2 separate regions of the Homo sapiens genome follow, and region 2 is linked to region 1. A link is a contact called in ENCODE Hi-C or POLR2A ChIA-PET data. All regions are on one chromosome and are shown on one strand. Each heading gives the region's core, a stretch centred on a gene start or an enhancer-like site at or near the end of the contact. The rest is flanking DNA. Distances are from core to core; before and after follow the strand shown. Region 1 has its middle 39 kb from the start of LINC00174. Region 2 holds the start of LINC03011 (long intergenic non-protein coding RNA 3011).

Region 1 (7,565 bases), core at 2,091-4,590:
TTAATGTGATTTTTGATAAGGGAAGTTTTACCCCTGTCATCTTGCTCTTTGTGTTTATCTCATCTTGTCTTAGTTCCTTTTCTCCTCTTTTCTTGCCTTCTTTATGACCACACCTTTACCTCCACTATCAGCTTGTTAGCTACACCTCTTTGTTCTGTTTTGTTTTGTTTGGTTTTTATTACCGGTTGTTCTGGGCTTTACAGAATACATCTTTAACTTACTTACCTTCAAGTAATATTTATACCACTTTACAGAAAAAAATTTTTTTAATAATAGTATTATACGACTTTACATATAAGAATCTTAAACAGGATTCTTATATTTCTTCCTCCCGTCCTTCGTGCTGTGGTTCTACATGCTACTTGGTGGTTCTTTCTCTCATCTTGGGTAGTTTCCTCATATGCATGTGTAGTACTCAGCCACACTCAAGGGAACCCTCTGCAGATACCTGGAGCTTTTTCTGTTAGCCCTCTCCCCTCCATAGCGTTTGCATGATATTTTGCCATGCAAATTCTGGTCACATTGGCCTCCCTGAACTCCAAATGCTATCTCCTCAATTCAGCAATTCAGCTAAGCTGTGTTTGAGTGGCCTCTCCCTGTGCCAAGACTTTAAAACTCTCCCAGCAGTGAGCTGGGACACTGTAGGACAGACTGTGTTTGTTTCCTGTCTTTCAGGAGTTAATCTGCTGTTTACCTGTCGTCCAATGTCTGAAAACCTTTCTTTCATATATTTGACGTTGCAGTTGTTAAGATAGTAGGGTAAACCTGATGCCATCAGATTATTCCGTCATGACTGGAAGTGGAATTATCTGACAGAGAAGGATTTTTGATAAAGATTTTTTTCCTAATCATACAGATGTCAGCACAATCTTTGGTTTTTTATTTACATAAAAAATATTTTAGAAAAGATGTTGCTCTTTTTGTTTTGAATTAGATTGTACCTGATTTATTTATGTGCTTAAAAAAATAGGTAGTATATCCAAATGACTCAAACGTAACAGATACGGTTAGAAGTTTCCTTTCTACTTTGTCTCTCGCCCATCTAGTTCCTAAGTACCACTGCTATTGTTCCCCTACTTTCTTTTTTTTTGAGATGGAGTCTGTCTCTGTCACCCAGGCTGGAGTGCAGTGGCGCGATCTCGGCTCACTGCAAGCTCCGCCTCCCGGGTTCATGCCATTCTCCTGCCTCAGCCTCCCGAGTAGCTGGGACCACAGGCGCCTGCCACCACACCCAGCTAATTTTTTGTATGTTTAGTAGAGACGGGGTTTCACCGTGTTAGCCAGGATGGTCTTGATCTCCTGACCTCGTGATCCGCCCACCTCGGCCTCCCAGAGTGCTGGAATTACAGGCGTGCGCCACCGCGTCCCGCCTATTGTTCCCCTACTTTCCCAGAACTTTTGTTATTAGTTTCTTGTGTATCCTCTTTCTGTGCTTTTATTCTAATTTATAAAAACGTATATTCTTACCCCACTACCCCGTTTTATATAAAACATAGCACAGTGTACATACCTTACTTTTTTTTTTTTTTTTTTTTGAGACCAGGTCTCACTCTGTCACCCAGGCTGGAGTGCAGTCAAACTCCTGGGCTCAAGCGATCCTTCTGCCTCAGCCCCTCCAAATAGCTGGCACTATAGGTACGCACTACCATGCCTGGCTAATGTTTTTACTTTTTGTAGAGAGCGCATCTCACTATGTTGCTAATTTATGTTTTTGCTTCCAATACATTTATGAGCTCTTTCCATATCAGTACACAAGAAGCATACTTTTTAATTTTAAAACCCTATGGCATTTTATTTTATGGATTAAAGGATAATTTATTTAGTCCCTCAGTGATGGCCAGTTATTTCCAGTCTTTTGCTATTACCAGTAATGCTAAAATGTACATATTTCATTTGGTACATGTAAGATTTTATTAGTAGAAAATTTTGGAGAAATAGAAATGTTAGGCCAGGCACAGTAACTCACACCTGTAATCCCAGCACTTTAGGAGGCCGAGGCTGGTGGATCACCTGAGGTCGGGAGTTCAAGACCAGCCTGACCAACATGGAGAAACCCCTTCTCTATTAAATATACACAATTAGCCAGGCGTGGTGGCACATGCCTGTAGTCCCAGCTACTCGGGAGGCTGAGGCAGGAGAATCGCTTGATCCCAGGAGGTGGAGGTTGTTAACTGAGATCGCGCCATTGCACTCCAGTGTAGGCAACAAGAGTGAAATTCCGTCTCAAAAAAAAAAACAAAAAACTCCTGAAGATCAAAGATTATAAGGAATTACTCTGAGAGCGAGACGCAGTGTTTTGTACCTGTAATTCCAGCACTTTGGGAGGCTGAGATAGGAGGATCATCTGAGGTTAGGAGTTTGAGACCAGCCTGGTCAACATGGTGAAACCCTGTCTCTACTAAAATACAAAATTATCTGGGCGTGGTGGGGCATGCCTGTAATCCTAGCTACTTGAGAGACTGAGGCAGGAGAATCATTTGAACCTGGGAGGCAGATGTTGCAGTGAGCTGAGATCCACTGCGCTCCAGCGTGGGTGACAGAGTGAGAATCCGTCTCAAAAAAAAAAAAAATTTAAGAAACTGTAGAATAGGTAGGTTAATATCTTTAAAACATACTTTCTGGCCAGATGCGGTGGCTCACGCCTGTAATCCCAGCATTTTGGGAGGCTGAGGCGGGCGGATCACCTGAGGTCAGGTGTTCGAGACTAGCCTGACCAACATGGCGAAACCCCATCTCTACTAAAAATACATAAAATAGCTGGGCATGATGGCACATGCCTGTAGTCCCAGCTACTTGGGAGGCTGAGGCAGGAGAATCGCTTGAACCCAGGAGGTGGAGGTTGCAGTGAGCCGACATCACACCACTGCACTCTAGCCTGGCGACAGAGCGAGACTCCGTCTCAAAAACAAAAAAAAAATACAAGAATTAGCTGGGTGTGGTGGCACTCGCATGTAATTGCAGCTAGTTGGAGACTGAGCCAGGAGAATCGCTTGAACCTAGGAGGCAGAGGTTGCAGTGAGCTAAAGTCTTGCCACTGCACTCTGGCCTGGGTGACAGAGCAGTACTCTGTCTCAAAAAAAAAAAAAAAATCAAATAAAACATACCTTTTTAAAAAATTATTTTTAGGAAATCATTGGGATATGGGGAACTTAAATTCCTTATAAACATTAGAGAGCATAGTTCAAAATCAGGAGGCTTAGAATGTGGTCAGAGACCAAGTGGTAGTTCATACTTTCTGAAAGCACTTACTGCCTGTTACAACATCCTTATCTCTCTTGTGTAAATGTTCCATTTTCCTTTCAGTGTGTTTATTTGAAGAGGGGAAAGAATTGTCTGCCCAGCCGGTGGGATAGTGTAGTGCATGTTTCCCTTGTCTCTTCATTTTATGCTTTGTCGTGTTCATCTTGCTATTAATACTTTGGATGCGTTCTTTCACTTTGATCAGTATGACTCACCAACGAAATGGTGGGTAAATAATTGTGAGTCTCCACATAAACACATTAACCTTTGCCTTTTTGTTAAGTAAAATGGGATTTGGAAAGGTTGTCTGACATTTATAAGTACCTAACATTTCAGTGCTTCTATTGATTGTTATTCTATTTGTTGACTAGTTTTATAAACTCCAGCAGTCTTTGAGAAGCCTAGTGGTGCCATTTCAGTGTTCATGATTGAATAGATAGATCAAAGCATGATAGATTTTGGCAAAGAAAATACTAATAGAACAACTTTTATTTCAGTAGGAATATCTTTTAGATAATGTAGTTTTGTCTACTCATACTTTCTACTTGTAAAACAGATTTAGTTTAAGGGAAGTTGTCCAACCACTCAAACATAAAATGATTTAAATTCAAGTTTAACTTTGATGAAACATAATTTAAATAACCTTAGGTAAGATACTTAAAGTAATTCCATGCATGGATCTTTTATGTCTTGAAACTTACTATGTTTAATTTTCCCAGCTGAAATTCAGGAAGCAAAAGCTCCCAGTCCTTCCATAAACCGGCAAACCAGCATTGAAATGGATAGAGTGTCTAAGGAGTTCATAGAATTTCTCAAGACCTTCTGCAAGACAGGCCAAGAAATCTATAAACTGACCAAGCTGTTTTTGGAAGGGATGCATTACAAAAGGGTAGGTTGAGAATAATCACATAGAAACATAGAGTTTTGGTTTGAGGAAAGGTCTTAGAGATAATATAGTGCAACCTTGTCATTTTATGCCTGAGAAAATCAAGACCAAGAGATGTTAAATTACTTACCTAAGAAAAGCCTCTGAATCAAGCTAAAACCCAACTCTTAGGCTAGTACTTTTCCACTGCAACTCAGTGGTGTTTGAATCATCTTTGTGTGGAAATTCTGACCTTGAAGCCACTTGAATTATGTGCTTTAGTAACAGGCCTTTTTGACTTGTGACCTTGTAAATAGTATAAACTGCCATAGTAGACCTTTAACTCTGTGCAACCATTGTTAGGCCAGTGGCAGTAATTTTAAGGGTTGTTGTTGTTGAATTCTGTTTTGTTTTTTGTATTTTGATTTTGAATTTTTTCATTCAGTTAGAGAAAGGACAGATAGAATTTAGACAAGAAAGGGACTTTAGCAGCTATGGAGTTTCAGTCCCTTTATTTTATAGATGAGGAAGTTGAGAGCCCAAGAGGATAAGTGACTTGTCCAGGTTACACAGCTAGATTTTGCCAATGTCAAGTAGTTGTGACTTCCACACCTGTTTCTTTTATCCATAATTTCTGACCCATAATTTCAGTGGCAATAATTCATGAGACTCCCTGTAAAGGAAATCATTTTGTAAATAGGGATTAATTCTGTTGTAACATTCTATAACCATTAAACTCAGAATTAGCTCCAAAAGTTCCTTCTATGCAGTAAGGAAGTCTTAGAAAGAAAAAGGAAATTAGAAAAGCAGCAGGGTGTTTAACTGTTTAGCTATATTCTAGCTGGGGTCAGCAATCACTAGGCTAATAAGCAGTGGACTTGTGTTGAAATAATTTTTAGATATTGAATTCAGTTTGTAAAGGAGAAAAGCTTGCTTTCTTGCCCTTCAGAAATGTAATTAGACTGTGTAAGTAAGTAGCTGTCTTTCTCTAGATATTTTTTCTCTCTAGAGTAAAATATTTGGAGTTAAAACAAGTGAGCTGTTATTGATTTTTTTTTTTAAGTTAGGAACCATGATAGATATCTTAATGTGGAAAAATTCGGAGTTCATGTGACATACATCTTTCATTTTTATCAGAACTAAAAACTGAGGTTTTGTATTTATTCTTGAGCCCACCTGAAATGTTGACGGGATAGCTATACTAACTTAGAATATGTATACTGTAGTACTTAAGCATATATGCTGTATAATAATATGTTTTAGAAAATTGCTCAACTTGGATTTGATGTTTTTCTTTTGCTCAGAAGTGTGATGTGTTCTTGTTCTGTAATAATTTAGTAGACTTCTAAATTAGTGTACTAAAGTAAAGAGGTAATTAACTGGTACAAATATCACCATGTTTATTTGTAAGGCATCACTAGTTTATATCAGAGACCTGGATATGGCCTCAGATTTCTCCTGTTTTAAGAGCCACTAAGCCACCTATTTTCCATTTCTACACTACGTGTTTCATGGTTAGGTGGCCAAGTCCTATGCATGTATCTCAGGTATCTTTAGTGACCAACATGAAGTCTGCACATATTGTATATGAAAGAAATGTTTTTTAAACTGGATGTCCCTAGAGAAGCCCTTTTGGCCTTTGGCTGCAAGTTAATGTCCTTTGAAATAAATAAATAAACACTCTTTACACCTGAACTAACCTAACTAACTTCAGATCAGTAATCATATAAATTTCTTGGGGCAGTTCCTCTGACGTTGTGAAGAATGTGGTAGTATAAAATAGCCTTTGTACTCAGTTTATCAAAACTGCTCAAAAACTTTAAATTCATGTTATTCCCACCAACTAAACTTTCTAGATGGCATCCTAAGGGCCTATGCAATATGAGAATTCATTCTTACCTGTTTAAAAACTGCCCAGGCAGCCTTGCCATAAACGGATAATTGTTCCTACTGGATCCCACAGTATTATGCTTTCTAAAATTTCTGAGATCCAGAAGACTGATCTGCTCTTGCCCACATGTTTTCCCACATAATTTCTGTTTTCACCAATCCCAGTATATGCCGGCGGTGAGCAGCCTTTTCAGCATATGGGTCAAGTCTAGAAAATTAAATCTTTTCCGAACTGCATTAAAATTTTTAAGCCATTTTATCTTTATCAAGAAACACTTTATCTACACTTACATGTTTTTTGTTTTTAGAGTTTAAATTTCAGCACCTACATAATTTTCATACCCACTGCAATATTTCCATGTAATGCTTTACTATGCAACACATCTCTCTTTCTTTCTTTCCTTTCCTTCCTTCCTTTCTTTTTTTGAAGCAGGGTGTTACTCTGTCTTCTAGACTGGAGCCCAATGGCATAGTCACAGCTCACCGCAGGCTTGACCTCCCAGACTCAAGTGATCCTCCTGCCTTAGTCTCCTGAGTAGCTGGGACTATAGGCGCACACCACCATGTCTGACTGAGTTTTTTAGTTTTTGTGGAGACGGGGTCTCCCTATGTTGCCCAGGCTAGTCTTGAACTCCTGAATTACAAGTGATCCTCCCAACTTGGCCTCCCAAAGAGCTGAGATTACAGGTGTGAGCCACCGCACCTAGTGCTATTCAGCAAATACTGTTGTTTGCTAATACTTTTCTGTAGCTTATTTTGCTCTGTTTTCTTTCTTGCTATTCTTAGTAGCTATTTAATGTTAAAACATGCATACTCTTATAGTACCTCTATAGGTCCTTTAAACAAGATATTTCTATTGCAAATGAGACAGGCAACTATGTCATTTACACAAAATCCTTTTATGTTGAACATACGGTTGTCACCAGCTACTTTTCTGTTCTTACAAATCATCATAGCAAGAATTTAAATTGATGAGCCAAATTAATAAAGCTTAATTTTTAAATTTTTAAATTTTAAAACCTAGTATGTACAACATAACTTGAATAATAAAAATAATAATTATTATTAAAATGGGCTGGGGTGCCCATTTTTTGGGTTTCTCAATTCAGTTATTTTTATTTTTTTAATTTTTATTAATCCCTTAATACTCCATTCATGGCAATCAATTCAGTTTCTACACCAAGACTTCTTAATAGTCATTCTGATAAGCTCTTTTTTCTCAGGAAGCAGTTAAGCACAACATAACACCTTTTGCTTGTTTCATTGGTCTTTTTCTAGCCAGTCCTTCTGTAAAAATCTGATACTGAGCCAGGCATGGTGGCTCATGCCTGTAATCCCAGCACTTTGGGAGGCCAAGGCAGGTGGATCGCCTGAGGTCAGGAGTTCGAGACCAGCCCTTGCCAGCATTGTGAAACCCTGTCTCTACTAGAAATACAAAAAATTAGCTGGGCGTGGTGGCAAGCGCCTGTCATCCCAGCTACTAGGGAGGCTGAGGCGGGAGAATCACTTGAACCTGGGAGGCGAAGGTTGCAGGTAGCCGAGATTGCACCATTGCACTCCAGCCTTGGCA
Region 2 (7,253 bases), core at 4,475-6,974, 54 kb before region 1:
GGCAGGAGAATGGCATGAACCCAGGAGGCAGAGCTTGCAGTGAGCCGAGATCGCGCCACTACACTCCAGCCTGGGCAACAGAGTGAGACTCTATCTCAAAAAACAAAATAAACAAACAAAAATTAGCTGGGTGTGGTGGCGGCGTGCACCTGTAGTCCCAGATACTTGGAGACTATGGTGGGAGAATCACCTGAGTCAAGGAATTCGAGGCTGCAGTGAGCTGTGACTGTGCCACTGTACTCCAGCCTGCATGACAGAGTAAGATTTTGCCTCAAAAAACATTTTTTTTGGCCGGGTGCAGTGGCTCATGCATTTTGGGAGGCCGAGGCAGGCGGATCACGAGGTCAAGAGATCAAGACCATCCTGGCCAACATGGTGAAACCCTGTCTACTAAAAATACAAAAATTAGCTGGGCATGGTGGCATGTGCCTGTAGTCCCAGCTACTCGAGAGGCTGAGGCAGGAGAATCGCTTGAACCCAGGAGGCGGAGGTGGCAGTGAGCCGAGATCACACCACTGCACTCCAGCTCAAAAAAAAAAATTTTTTTTTTTAATTAACAAGTTCTAGTATCTAAAATGAGCAAAATCGTCACGTGTGGTGGATCACACCTGTAATCCCAGCACTTTGGGATGCCAAGGCACGTGGATCATCTGAGGTCAGGAGTTCAAGACCAGGCTGCAGTGAGTCAAGATTGCACCACTGCACTCCAGCCGGGGAGACAGAGTGAGACTCCATCTCAAAAAAAAAAAAAAAAAAAAAGAAAAAAAAAAAAGTAAATATGCGTTTGAAAAGAACAGCATCAGCCAAGTACAGTGGCTCACGCCTGTAATCCCAGCACTTTGGGAGGCCAAGGGTGGAGGATAGCTGAGCCCAGGAGTTTGAGACCACCCTGGGCAACATGGTGAAACCCTGTCTCTACAAAAAATACAAAAATTAGCCAACTGTGGTAGCACAACCTGTAGTCTCAGCTACTTAGGAGGCTGGGGGAAGGATTGCTTGAGTCTGGGAGGTCGAGGCTGCAGTGAGCCATGATTGCGCCACCTCACTCCAGCCTGGGCAACAGAGCAAGAACCTCTCTCAAAAAAGAAAAAAAAAACATGCAAAAAGAAAACAAAACAGAACAGCATCATTTCCTTATCATTAGTTTGAAGGAAGGGAATCACTGGTAAAAGTTTCCATTTTCTTTTTTTTGAGATGGAGTCTCACTCTGTTGCCCAGGCTGGAGTGCAGTGGCATGATCTTGGCTCACTGCAAGCTCCACCTCCCGGGTTCACACCATTCTCCTGCCTCAGCCTCCCAAGTAGCTGGGACTACAGGCACCCGCCACCATGCCTGGCCAATTTTTTGTATTTTTTAGTAGAGATGGGGTTTCACCATGTTAGCCAGGATGGTCTCAATCTCCTGACCTCGTGATCCGCCCGCCTCAGCCTCCCAAAGTGCTGGGATTACAGGTGAGAGTCACTGTGCCTGGCCAAAAGTTTTCATTTTCAAAAAAAGCATTAAAATGTAGTGTGAGGCCAGGCATGATGGCACATTCCTGTAATCCCAGCACTTCCGGAAGCTGAAATGGATAGCCTGAGCCCAGGAGGTTAAGGCTGCAGTGAGCAGTGTTTGTGTCGCTGCACACCAGCAGCCTGGGCAACAGAAGAAGAGCCTGTCTCAAAACAACAAAACATGGTTTACCACAACCAACAGGAAAATTCTGGATAAAGCTATGTATGAAATATTTACTGCTCTGCTCAACAAGGTAGTGCAGAGGTCAAGGGCAAAAGTCCTGGGGTCAGGTCACCTAGTCTGCTGTCTAATTAGCTGTGTCATCTTTGGAAAGGTACTTGAACTCTCTGTGCCTTATAATTCATTTTCTAAAATGTGGGCAGGGCGTGGTGGCTCATGCTTGTAATCCCAGCACTTTGGGAGGCCAAGGCGGGTGAATCATCTGAGGCCAGGAGTTCGAGACCAGCCTGGTAAACAAGGTGAAACGTGGTCTCTATTAAAAACACAAAAATTAGCTGGGTGTGGTAGTGGGCACCTGTAATCCCAGCTACTGGGGAGGCTGAGGTTGGAGAATTGCTTGAACCCAGGAGGCAGAGGTTGCAGTGAGCCGAGATCATGCCACTGCACTCCAGCCTGGATGACAGAACAAGACTCTGTCTCAAAAACAAACAAACAAAAAGTGGATAGCAGTATCTACCTCGAAGAATTGTTATGGGATTGACAGTGCAGAGAACCTAGCAACTATAAAATAAAAAAAAGTTTCAGGACCCTCTATAAATTTATCATGCCAGGAGGGAAGTTACACCCTGACCGAGTCACATAGCATGTTTGCAACTTCTGCTTCTGTTTTTTTTTTGAGACGGAGTCTCGCTCTGTCGCCCGGGTCAGAGTGCAGTGGCAGGATCTCAGCTCACTGCAAGCTCCACCTCCCGGGTTCACGCCATTCTCCTGCCTCAGCCTCCCAAGTAGCTGGGACTACAGGTGCCCGCCACCAAGCCCAGCAAATTTTTTGTGTTTTTAGTAGAGACGGGGTTTCACTGTGTTAGCCAGGCTGGTCTCGATCTCCTGACCTCATGATCCACCTGCCTCAGCCTCCCAAAGTGCTGGGATTACAGGTGTGAGCCACCGCGCCCGGCCACTTCTGCTTCTTAAATTATAATTTATTCCTTCCTTATTATTTTCATTCGGTAAATGACTATGAGAGACCAGAGACTAGTCCTACTCTCCTTCCAATCACTCATCTTTATTACACATTAACTGCCTCCTTTATTGTTCTGTACCTCACACCAGATGGCACAAAAGACCCCATGACTTACATCTTCAGTGTAGAAGGTAAAATACACCTTTCCCGGAAAAAAGACCACCTAGTCTGGGCGCCGTCACTCATGCCTGTAATCCCGGTACTTTGGGAGGCTGAGGTGAGTGGACTGCTTAAGCCCAGGAATTTGAGACTGGCCTGGGCAATGTGGTGAAACCCTGTCTCTACAAAAAATACAAAAATTAGTCAGGTGTGTTGGTGCACGCCTGTAGTCCCAGCTACTAGGGATGCTGAGGTGGGAGGATCACTTGAGCCAGGAGGCTGAGGCTGTAATGAGTTGCGATTGCACCACTGCACTCAGCCTGGGTGACAGAGTCAAAGAAAGACCACCTGAACCAATCAGATTGTTTTAACTACGTATTAAGCCTTAAACGGAGAGATGCTGAAATTCTGCTAAACTTCCCTAAACTTTGTCTATGCAAGTGATCCCAAACTTCTAAGCCTTGGAACACTGTCTTCCACCCTTGGGTACCTGCGCTTCCCAGGTGGCTCTCCTTAAACTCTGTGCATGAATAAACTCCCTTTAGATTCTGACCCTTTTGATTATTTGAGGTTGACACACTGTGCAATATACATCACAATACCAAATATTAACCTTCAGAGTAGTCTGTGACATTTAGGTAGAAGTCTTTTTTTTAGATGGAGTCTTGCTTTGTTGCCCAGGCTGTAGCGCAGTGGCATGATCTTGGCTCACCGCAACATTGGCCTCACAGGTTCAAGCGATTCTCCTGCCTCAGCCTCCCAAGTAGCTGGGACTAAAGGCGCCCACCACCACGCCCATCTAATTTTTGTATTTTTAGTAGAGATGGGGTTTTGCCATGTTTGCCAGGCTGGTCTCGAACTTCTGACTCCAGGCGATCGACCACCTAGGTCTCCCAAAGTGCTGGGATTACAGACATAAGCTACCGTGCCCTGCCAACATTTAGGTAGAAATCTTACACATATTCCTATCTTTGTTCTCTCCCCACTTACATTTCTGACCTCTTCTTTACAGCTAAGAACAAATCATTTGTGGACTTGAAAAGAGTTATCATAGTAACTGAAAAAAAAACCCCAAAAACCAGAAGAGTTAAAATGCCATTCTTGCTGCTCTTTTAATTAATCAACCCTAAAAAGGCTAACTCACTTGGACACTACTTAATTAACAATCAATTAGTAAGGAAAAGATATTGAAGCAGTAAACTTAAGTGGCGGCGAAAAGTTCTGTTGACCAAACATGGATTCTCTCCTCCTAGAACCAAGTTACAGTTGGAGTTACAGAAAATACTTTGAACAGGTCCTTCGGCATCCTGTAGGAAATCAGACAAAAACACAGATCAGTTACTTTCTCTTTTTTCTTTTTTTGACACAGTGTCTCACTCTGTCGACCAGGCTGGAGTGCAGTGGCGAGATCACCGCTCACTGCAGCCTCCACCTCCTGGGCTCAAGCGATCCTCCCGCCTCAGCCCCGCAAGCAGAGGGGACTACAAGCCCGTGCCACCATGCCCAGCTAATTTTTTGTGTGTGTGTGTGATGGAGTCTCGCTCTGTGGCCCAGGCTGGAGTGCAGTGGAGCGATCTCCGCTCACTGCAAGCTCCGCCTCCCGGGTTCACACCACTCTCCTGCCTCAGCCTCCTGAGTAGCTGGGACTACAGGCGCCCACCACGACGCCCAGATAATTTTTTGTATTTTTGTAGAGACCGAATTTCACCATGTTGCCCAAGCTAGTCTGGAACGCCTGAGCTCAAGGGATCCGCCCACCTAGGCCTCCCAAAGTGCTGGGATTACGGGTGTGAGCCACTGGGCCGGCCCAATAACTTTCTTCAGTCTGAGCATGAGCACTGGAAGAAAAGCTCTCACTTGCATATATTTTTTTTTTAGAGACAGGGTCTCCCTCTGTCACCCAGGCTGAAGTGCAGTGGTGTAATCTCGGCTCACAGTAACCTCAACCTCCCGGGCTCCATCGCATATATATATATATATATACACACACATATATATAGTTTTTTATTTTTTAGACGGAGTCTTGGTCTGTCGCCCAGGCTAGAGTGCAGTGGCACGATCTCGGCTAACTGCAGCCTCTGCCTCCCGGGTTCAAGCAATTGTCTGCCTCTGCCTCAACCTCCCGAATAGCTGGTATTACATGTGCCCGCCACCACGCCCGGCTAATTTTTGCATTTTTAGTAGAGACGGGATTCACCATGCTGGCCAGGATGGTCTTGAATTCCCGACCTCGTGATCCACCTGTCTCGGCCTCCCAAAGTGCTGGGATTACAGGCGTGAGCCACCGCGCCCGGCCCGATCGCTTATATTTTTAAAAAGATGTTTTCTTGGTTTCCTAGCCCCTCGTACCCCCTACAAAGTTCCAAAGGCTTTGATGTTGTTGCAACGGCCATCAGAGGTCAAGCCGAGGGGTGCAGCTCCCTAATGCGGTGCAGCCTCAGACGGGGCCGATCCTGCCCAGGATGAGCGGCGCCAGGGGTGGGGGACGCTGCCGGCGTCCCCGGGACCTGGCTGGGGGAGGAGTTGGGGGGCGCACCTACACAGGCTCAGGTGACGCGAGTGTGCGGCAAGGGCTGTAGCCGGAGCTAGCGGACTTGTGGCCACTGAGGAGCTTCTGCCTGAACGTGCCCTCCAGGCGACAGCCGCTTGGTGCGCAGCGCCTGCTCGCTAAGCGTCAGGCCCTTGCTGCGCCCTACGCCGCAGGCTGGGAAGTAGCGCAGGCAGTAGTAGTACAGGCAGCGGTAAAGCTCCTCCTTGTAGCTTATTGGTGTCGGCGGCCTGGTCTGGGCCTGCGGACCCTAACCCACCGCCTGCTGACACTGACCGGCAGTCTGTGGCCATGCGTCTGCGCATGCGCTCTCCTGGAATACCCAGCCGCTGCGCCTCGAGTTCCGATTGGTTCTACAGAAGGGGCGGGCCTGTGAGATATCACAGGGGCGCGCCTCAGCTGACGTCACAGGCGCGGGCCTTCCGGCGTCGTAATAGCGCCGGCCTTCGGCGACGTCACAGTGGCGCTACAGTGCCTGGAGCTGCGCTGGTTTTTCCTCGGAGTGGAGCCTGGTAACCGCGACTTCCCCGCCATGTTCTGTGTGTTGCTGGCTGGAGAAGGGTGGTTGACAAACTCCGACCCAGCACAGTGTTTCTGTGGGTCAAAACTAGAAAACTATGTCCAGGCTCGGCCGAGGCGGAAGGATCCGTTCAGGCCAGGAGTTAAAGAGCTGCCTGGGCAACATGGCGCGACCCCATCTCTGTAGTCCCACCTCAGCTTCCCAGATACTTGAACCCCAAGGTTCAAGGCTGCAATGAGCTATGATCCCATCACAGCACTCCATCCTGCGAGACGGAGGTAAACCTTGTCTAAAAAAATAAACTATCCAAGTGTACAACAGGGAGGGACTGCTTAAAGAAAACATGATAATTGTATGTTCAAATACTTTTAACAAGTGCAAAATGTATAGGCTGAAATAAATAGGGCTGGCCGGGCACGTTGGCTCACGCCTGTAAATTCCAACATTTTGTGTGCTCGAGGCATTCCGATCAGTAGACATGGGTGAAACCCCATGTCTACTAAAAATATAAAAATTAGGCCAGGAACTTTGCATCGTTTTAGGGGGCTCGCATCTCCCTAAGGGCCCGGTAATTGAACCCCTTGGACCTGAGGGTGAGAAACCTTGGCTCAGTTCTTCCCAGGGTGATCAGCCCAGGGGTAAGCGAGGAGAGACCAGAAAACAGGACCCATGAGAAGGTCCCCCTCCTGGAGTTTGAGGCCCATTCCTTCTTGTCCCTGCGTCTCCTCTTTCCAGGACTCCTCCCTGCTCTGCCCCACTCCTGGGAGTGGGGTCATGGCCATGGGGGGCTGCTTTTGGGTACAGGCCCCAGCGGCAACCCTGGGCCCAAAGTGGGCAGGCTCACCTGGAGGGGATCAGAGTCACATGGCAAGACGCAAGGGGAAAAGCCGCGCTGGAACCGCACCTCTCTGCCCCCTGATGTCAGTGGGTGCACTCTTCCCTCACCTCACTCAGGCAGCGGCTTGAGTTCCATGGGAGCACTGTCCTGCTCCCTCTGCTGCCTCTTTTTAGTCTTGGGGCTACTATAACACTTTCCCTTCCCCAGCCCTGCCAACCTGGTGGGACATTGGGCTTCCCTCTTCCTGGGGACAGGCGGGTCCTGGGGACAAGCCTGTCCTGTATCATACCTGCAGCGAGACTCTTTTTTTCTCCAGGACCTGCGGAGCAGCCAGGCTTCATGAGTTAAATGCAGATCTGAACCATACCCAGTTGGGATTGGGGTACACACTCTACTCCTCTGAAAACTAGCTAGGGGTTCGAACTTGGTGAGAGGGAGAGTGGGACAGAGCCAGACCAGACAAGGACTGATCACCTGGAAAAACCTGCCATCAAAGACCTTGACGAGTGCTGGGGGCGGTGGCTCATGCCTGTAATCCCAACACTTTGGGAGG

Evidence for each region. Hi-C counts contacts between places; a loop is a spot of excess contacts on that map. ChIA-PET counts read pairs that join two places held with the same protein, here RNA polymerase II (POLR2A). Pooled maps may share reads with other maps.
Region 2: a loop to region 1 is called in a map of HepG2, with 5 times the contacts of the local background. The contact joins the promoter of LINC03011 here to the enhancer-like site in region 1. A Hi-C loop is called at or near these places in 2 of 168 maps with a recorded cell type or tissue (HepG2 and K562) and 3 of 50 pooled maps. POLR2A ChIA-PET finds 5 or more read pairs at or near these places in 10 of 52 experiments (BJ, Caco-2, GM12878 and 7 more).

The regions. Positions count from the first base shown.
Region 1 is chr7:66,435,699-66,443,263 of GRCh38, reverse strand. It overlaps the pseudogene RABGEF1P2. Among named protein-coding and RNA genes, the nearest start is that of LINC00174, 39 kb to the right of the region's middle. Within about 2 kb of position 3,340, at least 4 of the 41 ENCODE cell types and tissues checked have a DNase peak (open chromatin) inside an H3K27ac peak, as active enhancers do; they include Panc1, where a contact is called at or near this core.
Region 2 is chr7:66,492,103-66,499,355 of GRCh38, reverse strand. LINC03011 (long intergenic non-protein coding RNA 3011) reads right to left here and starts at 5,724. Exons shown (of 2, transcript NR_134573.1): 1 at 5,619-5,724; 2 at 3,882-4,101. RefSeq lists an enhancer at 5,826-6,035.